3 separate regions of the Mus musculus genome follow, and all the other regions are linked to region 3. Evidence: chromatin loops called from intact Hi-C (ENCODE). Cell type or tissue: heart. All regions are shown on one strand. Region 1 holds the start of Map3k12 (mitogen-activated protein kinase kinase kinase 12). Region 2 has its middle 1.5 kb from the start of Tns2. Region 3 overlaps Rarg (retinoic acid receptor, gamma).

Region 1 (2,500 bases), 270 kb after region 3:
TCTCTTACTCCCTAGGCATGGGCAGCAAAGGCAGAGGTGGGTGCTGGAATTTCGTGTTCTCTATCATTTTATTATTAACCCCCATTCCCAGAGACTCAGAGCAGTAACTGCTTTTAACAGGGTTTTGCTCTTGTGAAGAAGTCTAGGAAACCCCAGCCACACCTTCCATCTTCCACCTCCATCCACCAAAGATCTAGGACTTGGCAAGTATTGGACCTTGGGGTCTTCCTGGAAGTCAACAGTTGGTTAGACCCAACTTGGGGCCCAGATAACTTTCCATGAGAGATGGCAGCACTCTTGAACTTGTAAACACTAATGTTTGGACAGCAAGGCCCAGAGGGAACTTGGGCTGTTTCCTTTCCAAATTCTTGCTACTGGTGTAAGCTTGGGATGACCCTCTGCCTGAAAACCACGAGGCGGCTGGGAGAATCAGAAGAGAGTTTAGAGTGAGGCTCCAGGTGCCTGGGGTGTGTGAGACCTCATGTGCATGCTCTTTTGGTTGAAGGCCAAAGAGGCAGAAGACAGAGAGCCGCAAGGCTCCTCCCTGCAGCCCTACTACTGTTTATGGAACCCACCCCTCTTCTCTTTCTACCCTCAGCCAAAGCCTTGCCTACCAAGATTGTAAGCCAAGGAGTTTGGTGAGTGTGTGAGAAAAAGGGAGGTTTGTGAAGCGCCTGACTAGGGAAATGGGTTAAGGAAACCAGAGACGAGCAGGCAGAAGAGAGAGAAAACTACATCCAAATGGAGGACGGGGTGCAACAGCTGGACGGTAGGGAATGCCACAGCTGGAGATTAGAGGGATTACAGATGGACGGGGGAGAGGGCCCTGCCAGGGCATGCAGGTGTAGGTGCAGCCTAATTTTCAGGTAGAGCCTATTAGGTGCAGGAGTGGGGGAGGGGGGCGGTGGGTATATTAGGCCTTGCCCTTCCATCCCTTCCCTGGAGGGGGCCACAATTCTCCCTCCTTTCTAGGTCCTGAGGTTGAGGAGGAGAGGACGTGCTCTTGCCCGCTGTCCTTTAGGTCTTCCCCTAGCCACCCTCATCCTCGCATAATCCACCACAGCTTTGGAGGCTCTTGGTCTCCAAGCTGGGCCGCCGCATCCCTCAGCTTCGCCCGGTTCCTTCCTATCTCCAGGCGTCGGGTCCAGGGCTCTAGTTCCTTCATACCACAGCTTCAGCATCCTCGAGTCACCTCCTCCCCCACCACGCCACAATTGTATCCCGACCCTCCCTCCACGCCAGGATCCCAAGACCCGAACCCATCCCTGCCCCCCACCCCCACAAGTCGCCCAGGCTCTCACCTCGGGGGCTCCGCGGCCGCAGCACAAAAGGCGGCGCTGCTGCAGCTCCGCTCCGGATGCTGCTCCCGCCTCCTCCTCCTCCTCCTCCTTCCCTCCTCCCCCCGTTGCCCTCCACCGGACCTGGAGAGCTGTCACCGGCGATGCTCGTGTGGAACTCAGGTGTACGGGTGTCAGCCCCAGCTTTTAGCCCCCACCCCCTACTCGAAGCCCCGTCCCCACTCGACTTGAACTCCCGCTCCTTCCAAAGCCCCCGCCCCTGGCCCCCCGGGACGGACACGCCCTGAGCGGGGGATGCTGCGCTGGAGTCGCCGGCCTCTTAAAGGAGCCTGTGGCTGCCATCCGGCGCGATCCAGGCTCCTTCCTGGAGGTGTTCTACGGCAGTTCCACTTTGGTCCTCATGCGGAATCTGTAGGATCCCCTTGTGACCTGTCTTACAGATTCTTTCCTACACCCCGAGAGCGCAGTCCATCAGTATACACAACGCTCTGGCACTGGTCCCTTGTCATACCGACATCTCCAGCTGGCCTTCCCTCGTCGCTGCTCCATTTTCACCCAATTGGAATCCACCCAGCCGTAGGTCCCTTCCCACTTCTGTGCTCCTGGATGACCGATCGCTCGTTTTCATTACTGATTCCTCTTACCTCTAACCCTATTCCTTTCTAGCAAGACATCTTATCCTAGACCCATTTTAAAAAACACTCTTTGAATCACGTTTTTCGTGGTATCACTTTCTCCTTCTGTCCAAGGTCACAAGATTTCCCATATTTCTTTCACTCTGGTGGTATCAAGGCTTTGGAGAGCCAAAGGTAATCGTTAAGCTCTGCGCGTATATTAGTTCGTTAATTATTCCTGTGCTCTTTCAGGTGAGACTAAACACAGAAGGTCCATCTAATGATTCTCGGGACAGTTAAAAGAGGTTCACTAGGGCTGATCTAAAGAGGCACGAACCCTGTCAGGCTGCGTGGAGTTAGTGAAGAGAGGCGAAGGACAAGCCACAGAAAAGCAACGGGTTTTTTGACACGGAGTGCTGAGAAGCTTACGCTACAGCCTGGGAGACCGGGTCTGAGGAGAACTCCGGACTTATAAAACCCCAGAGCTCTGGGGTGGGGGTGGCCAGGTAAGGCACACCCTCTGGGGCAGCAAAAGGACTTCGGCCAATCACAGCCTTTCCTCAAGGAGAAGGCTACACCTTTCCTCGT
Region 2 (2,500 bases), 150 kb before region 3:
CCGCTCCGTCTGCGAGTCTCAGCCGGAGCCTGCCTCGGCGCGCACGGAGGACAGTGGGAGGAGAAGAGGGAGAAAGGAGGAGGCGCGGGCGGGGAGCGGGTGGAAGGTGGCGATTGGAGCCCAGGAAGAAGGAGGGAGCCGGAGGGCGGGAGGAGGCAGCCGGCGCAGGGCGCGGCGGGAGGGAGCCAGCTGAGCGCCCGTCCCGCCGCCGCTGCCGCCGCCGCCGCCTCCGCGTATCGCGGCGCGGCTAGGCGGGATGGGCTGGTCCGGGGGCGCCCCCTGCTGCTGCCCCAGTTCGCCGCGCCCCCGGCCCTCTGGGCGCCCCCCACAGGTGAGTGGCTGCGCCACGCTGGACGGGAGCGCGGGCGAGCGTCGGCCCTCTGCGTCACAGCGCGCGGTCCGAGCCAGGGACGGGCACCAGGGGGCGCGGAGCCACTGGGGGTCCGGGAGCATTGGGCGCGGCCCGTGCCCTCCCCTCCGGGTCTCGGTGAGCTAGGGGACAGTTGAAGATACTAGAGGTGACCAGGGGGCGGGGCGCGGCTGTGGACCTAGCTCAGGCCGCCACGCCTTCCTGCGTCCCACTGTGCACTACTGTTGGCTCAGGCCACTCTCTGCGTACCTCTCTAGCTCGAGCCACAAGCGCACTTTGAACACAAGATGCCCGCGGCAGCTGGCATCAATGTTGCGGCCCTGGCCTGGCAGAGTGCATGCAAACTTTTTCCTCTCTGTTTTCTCTATCTGAGACACTGAGGCAGAATGCAGACACAGATGAAGCTGATTTCTCCTTTTAACCCTTTTCTACTTCTGCCCTACCTAGATACCCCCTAGGTCCCTCTAGACACACCCTTGAATCCTACCTCCCTTCCCCTCCCTCCTTTACTGGGCCTCACTCCTCTGTGGCCCGGCTCCGGGCCTCTCATCCAACCACAGCTATTTCCAGGAAGGAGGGGTGTGTGGGTGGGTGGAGGGGTTTCTCCAAACAAACCCAAGGCTTCAGAGTGAGAGGGGGCCCGGCTGGGGAGAATCAAAAGAGCTCTGGAATATTCCAGGCAGGAGGTGGGAGGTGAGGATCTGGTAATGCTGCCATTCCTCAGGCACTGTTTGCCCTCAGCTACTTTCAGAAATACTCCACACTCCCTGCGGTGGGGACGCGCAGAGCCAACTAGACACTTAACTTTCTAGATCTAGGTGGGCAGTGTAAGTTCAGTGAGGGCAGAGGCTGTTTGGGAACCTGTTCCAGAGGAAAAGACTTTCAGTCCCACCAGAGGTTGCAGATGTAGGCCCATGTACCATAGGAGCAGAGGGGAAAAAAAATTGATCAGGGGAGGCGCTGCAGTGATCCATCTTCCCCAGCAGGGCTGGGTGCGGAATCAGGACAGCCCCGGTTGCCCACCTGGCCATCGGCCTGGAATGTCCTGGGACACAGCCAGAACTCAGGTGGGGATTGCAGAGCCAGGGGCCCTCTCCAGTTACAGCACGGTGCCCCACCCCTTGCCACTCACAGGGCCTTCTAGCCAGGGTACACTGGCAACGATGGGCTTCCTAGAGAACAGGCATGCAGCGGGAAGAGGCCTCAGACTCTTCAGTCTGACAGGTCTTCTGAAGGATCCCTGGGGAGGACTAGAGCAGCCCTTCATCTGTCAGATGGGCGTGAGGCAGAAAGAGGAGAGTCCTGTGGGACCCTGCAAGAGGTGCCAGAACTGGAGGAGTTGCACTGGGACATTCAGTAAATACCATGCAAATGAGGGTGACACGGTGTACATTCTTTCAAATGACAGCTAGCTACAGCATTCCAAAGGCTGCTGTCTAGAGCTTGGGCTGGGAACCCCCAGGCTGTTGACCCTTGTTGTAGGAAGGTTGTTCCATCCTTTCCAAGGGCCCCATACACCTCCTTCCCTTGACTCCTGGGACAGGAAGTTGGCCCTATTCCCAGGAGGGAAGCAGGAGGCCCTAGAGAGGGTGGAGTATGTGTTGGGAGGGGGCCTCCTGTCCAGTCCTCGGGTCCAGTGACAGCCACAGAGGAAGGAGAGACAGGCCAGAAGAGCCATGAAGGTAGCGCTCAGATTCTGGTGGGCGGGTGGGGTCCCCAGTAGAACCTCAGGTGCAGGATCTGGGAGCTAAGCCAGGAACTGTGGGTTGTATCTGGAGAGGAGCAGCTGGGGTGTTCAGGAGGAACCTCCAGTGCTTTGGGTTACAGCAAGATGGACCATTCCTGTAAGCCCTTAGCCCTTCCCGCTGGAACTTGGCGTTGAGGAGGGTACTATAAGATCCTTCTCCCGTCTGACAGGGAAGTTAGCCCTCATCCCTAACTTTCTTTCACCCTGAGGATGTGGAGTGCTGGGCTGTCAGGGGTACTGGTTCCCAGCAACACTCCCTTCCCACAGGAAATCCCAAGGGAGCATGAGGGTTCAGGCTAGAGACTGGCCGGGGACACAGTGTTCTCCACTGGCCCTTGAGCCCTGCCCTGAGACCTGAATTCCCACCCTGTGCCACTGGCTGA
Region 3 (2,500 bases):
CCCATTCCCCCTCCTCCCCCCGCAGCGCCCCGCTCCTGGAGGGGGGAGGGGGAGGGCTAGCGTAGGGCGCTGAGATGCATGGGGGGTAAGGGATGGGCGGGGAGGAGGGGGATCCCCAGCAAGGGAAAAGAACTGGGCGGGGCGCGAAGGCGAAGCTGTAGCCTCTGCCTCAGTCTGCCTCACTTAGGGTGCCTAGGCAGCTAGCTCTGTGGAGACCTTTTGTAAAAGCAAAGCCTAGAGGGATGGGGGTGGGGCCTGGAGAGCGAAAGGGGCCGGGCACCAAGATGAGCAGAGCTGGGAGTGGAGCACATACACATACACATACGTCTACTAGCTGAGCGGCGCACGCGCTTGCTCAGACATACATCTGTGCAAGCATTTATCTTGGCAGGCACCACAAATTTGCAAACGTGCAATAGTGCACACGCATATCTGCACGCACATATATTCATAGGTGCAAGAATTTGTGCAAATACACCTGGCTCAGGAAAAATGCTTGCAATCAAGCTCTCTCGACAAGCTGGAGGTCTGAACACATTTGCACTTAAGCGCGTGCCCAGGTGGGGATTGGGGGAAGGAGTGAAGGAATAAAATATGCGCATTTCCTTTCACAGCGTCTTCCCCCTCCCTTCAACCCTTTCTTCGGCGTACAAGTCAACACAAGCAAGGGTGTTAAGAATGGCCGTGTAGATGGGGAGCCTTGAGATGCCTTGCGCTACGCAGCTCTCCAGACCCGTAGGACCTGCGTTACCTCCACCCCCCTCATTCCCAGGCCCGACTCCTCCTTCTTCCTTCGAGTGCGCGCGCGCGCACGCGCTTCAGAGCTGAATACTACATTCCTGCGGCTCACTGCGCGCTGCCGCCTCCTTCCTTCCCGATCTTCCCACCCCCGGTCCAAGGGCCAGAGCGCGCTCCCGCGGTGAACTCTCCGGGAACCCCCCTCGGGGCGGGTGGCCGGGCGCGCTCACCTCCTCCTGACCCGGCCCCGCCCCACCCCGCCCTGGCCGTCGCCAGCTCCGCAGCGGAGTCCCCCCCCCCCCGCCCCCTCCAGCGCAGCGGAGTCTACCCCTCCTAGCTCCGGCTATCCTTCCTCTACCGAGGGCTGGGCCGCCTCCCTCAAAGTCCCCAAAGCTCTATCCCGCGACTGACACTCCCAAAGTGCCTCGGGTAACCTCCCTCATTGCCCTCTCCCAGAACCTGACTTCAGTTTTAGAGCACAAACTGCCCCCTAAACTGTCCCTACAGTCCCAAACTTGCGACTCAGACGAAACTGATCCCTCCCAATGACAACTGCCCCCACCCCGAGTTTCCACTGTGCTAAGGGCTTCCCCCGCCCCTTCGCAGTAACTGCCCTGCTGGTCATTCACGGCTCAGGGTCACTTATACCCCACCATAGGAAATAGCTGCCCCTCCCTCAGTGCCACCTCCAGTGCCCCCCTGGGCGCTCGAGGGAGGGGGTTGGCCACGTCAGAAGTTTGCCCTTGCCTGGCCGCGTCGAATCGGGGACCCTGGCCCCGGGACAACGCCAGTGGCGGCGACTCCCGGAAACCGCCCCCTCCCCCGCGCCCCGCCCGCCGGCCGCCCGACCGCCCGGCGGGCCGGCCCAGCCGGCTCTGTCAGCGCTGCTCACACGGGGAGCGCCCGGGAGCGGGAGCGGCGCCCGGCCCGACCCCTTCCCCCGCCCGGCGGCTGTGGCTGAGCCAGGGTGGGGCGCACTTTTCTAAGAATCTGCTGTACCGAGTCGGGGTCGCACTGGGGTGCTGAGAGAGTGGGGCGCCTGTTGGAAGAATAAAAAGCAGGAAGGGGTGCCAGAGTAGGCAAAGAAGGCGGGAACGGGGGAGGGGAACGGGAGGCTGCCAGGGACTCAGGGGGCAGGGCTGAAGAGGAGGGCCTAAAATGCGGATGGCGATGGTGGGCTGGGGTGGACTGGCAAACTGGGAGCTTGCAGCAGGCACGAAGACAAGATCTTTCCAACCTAATGTGAACTTTCCCATAATGTCCAACACTCCATTTCTGAATCCAACCGTACCCACACCCCCCCCCAAAAAAAAAAAACAGAAAAAAATAAAGTCCGGGACTAAGTATCTGAATTGGAATAGAACCAGTAGGCAAAAAAAGTAGAAAATGAAGAGTACCCCCCCACACAAAAAAAAGCAACATGAAAAAAGAGTCTTGACGAGTCAACTTCAGGCTTGTAAGTTCCCCTTCCCCCTCCGAAATCTGAAAGGTCCCAATTAAGTCAGGCCTGCCTGGTTGGTAATTAGAACCAGAAGTGGCCAGGCCACAGGGAGGGGGTTGGGAGAAGGGCACAAAAGTGTGGGGGGGGGGGCTCCAGGAAGCCATGAGTTCTCAAAAGCCCCCCTTTCTCTCCACCAGATGCACCCCAGTCTTCATCACCCCATCTGTGTGTACTTTGCGAGCATTACTGGGAAAAGGTACTAAGGTATCAGACCAGTCTATGCCATCAGTCCCAGCCCTTGCTCAAGACACAGTATAGCCT

What was found. Hi-C counts contacts between places; a loop is a spot of excess contacts. Peaks named below come from ENCODE experiments on the same cell type or tissue, not always from the same donor. Only the 100,000 strongest peaks of a DNase experiment are listed, where the experiment ranks them.
Region 1: a loop joins it to region 3, with 3 times the contacts of the local background. A loop is called at or near these places in 1 of 42 quality-filtered maps.
Region 2: a loop joins it to region 3, with 6 times the contacts of the local background. A loop is called at or near these places in 1 of 42 quality-filtered maps.

What each region holds. Positions count from the first base shown.
Region 1 is chr15:102,515,487-102,517,986 of GRCm38, forward strand. It overlaps Map3k12 (mitogen-activated protein kinase kinase kinase 12), which reads right to left and starts at 1,518. Exons shown (of 16, transcript NM_001163643.1): 1 at 1,302-1,518. It also overlaps a transcript of Tarbp2 not described here. In heart, a CTCF peak has its summit at 1,321; DNase peaks (open chromatin) are centred at 395, 865 and 1,575; H3K4me3 peaks cover 2,144 bases; H3K27ac peaks cover 2,238 bases.
Region 2 is chr15:102,100,222-102,102,721 of GRCm38, forward strand. It overlaps a transcript of Tns2 not described here. Among named protein-coding and RNA genes, the nearest start is that of Tns2, 1.5 kb to the right of the region's middle. In heart, CTCF peaks have their summits at 372 (motif pointing right), 1,345 and 1,547; DNase peaks (open chromatin) are centred at 110, 440, 1,940, 2,500 and 2 weaker places; H3K4me3 peaks cover 2,500 bases; H3K27ac peaks cover 2,500 bases.
Region 3 is chr15:102,246,262-102,248,761 of GRCm38, forward strand. The region is part of intron 3 of Rarg (retinoic acid receptor, gamma); the gene reads right to left. Among named protein-coding and RNA genes, the nearest start is that of Rarg, 10 kb to the right of the region's middle. In heart, a CTCF peak has its summit at 1,374; DNase peaks (open chromatin) are centred at 200, 840, 1,560, 1,700 and 1 weaker place; H3K4me3 peaks cover 2,500 bases; H3K27ac peaks cover 2,500 bases; H3K27me3 peaks cover 579 bases.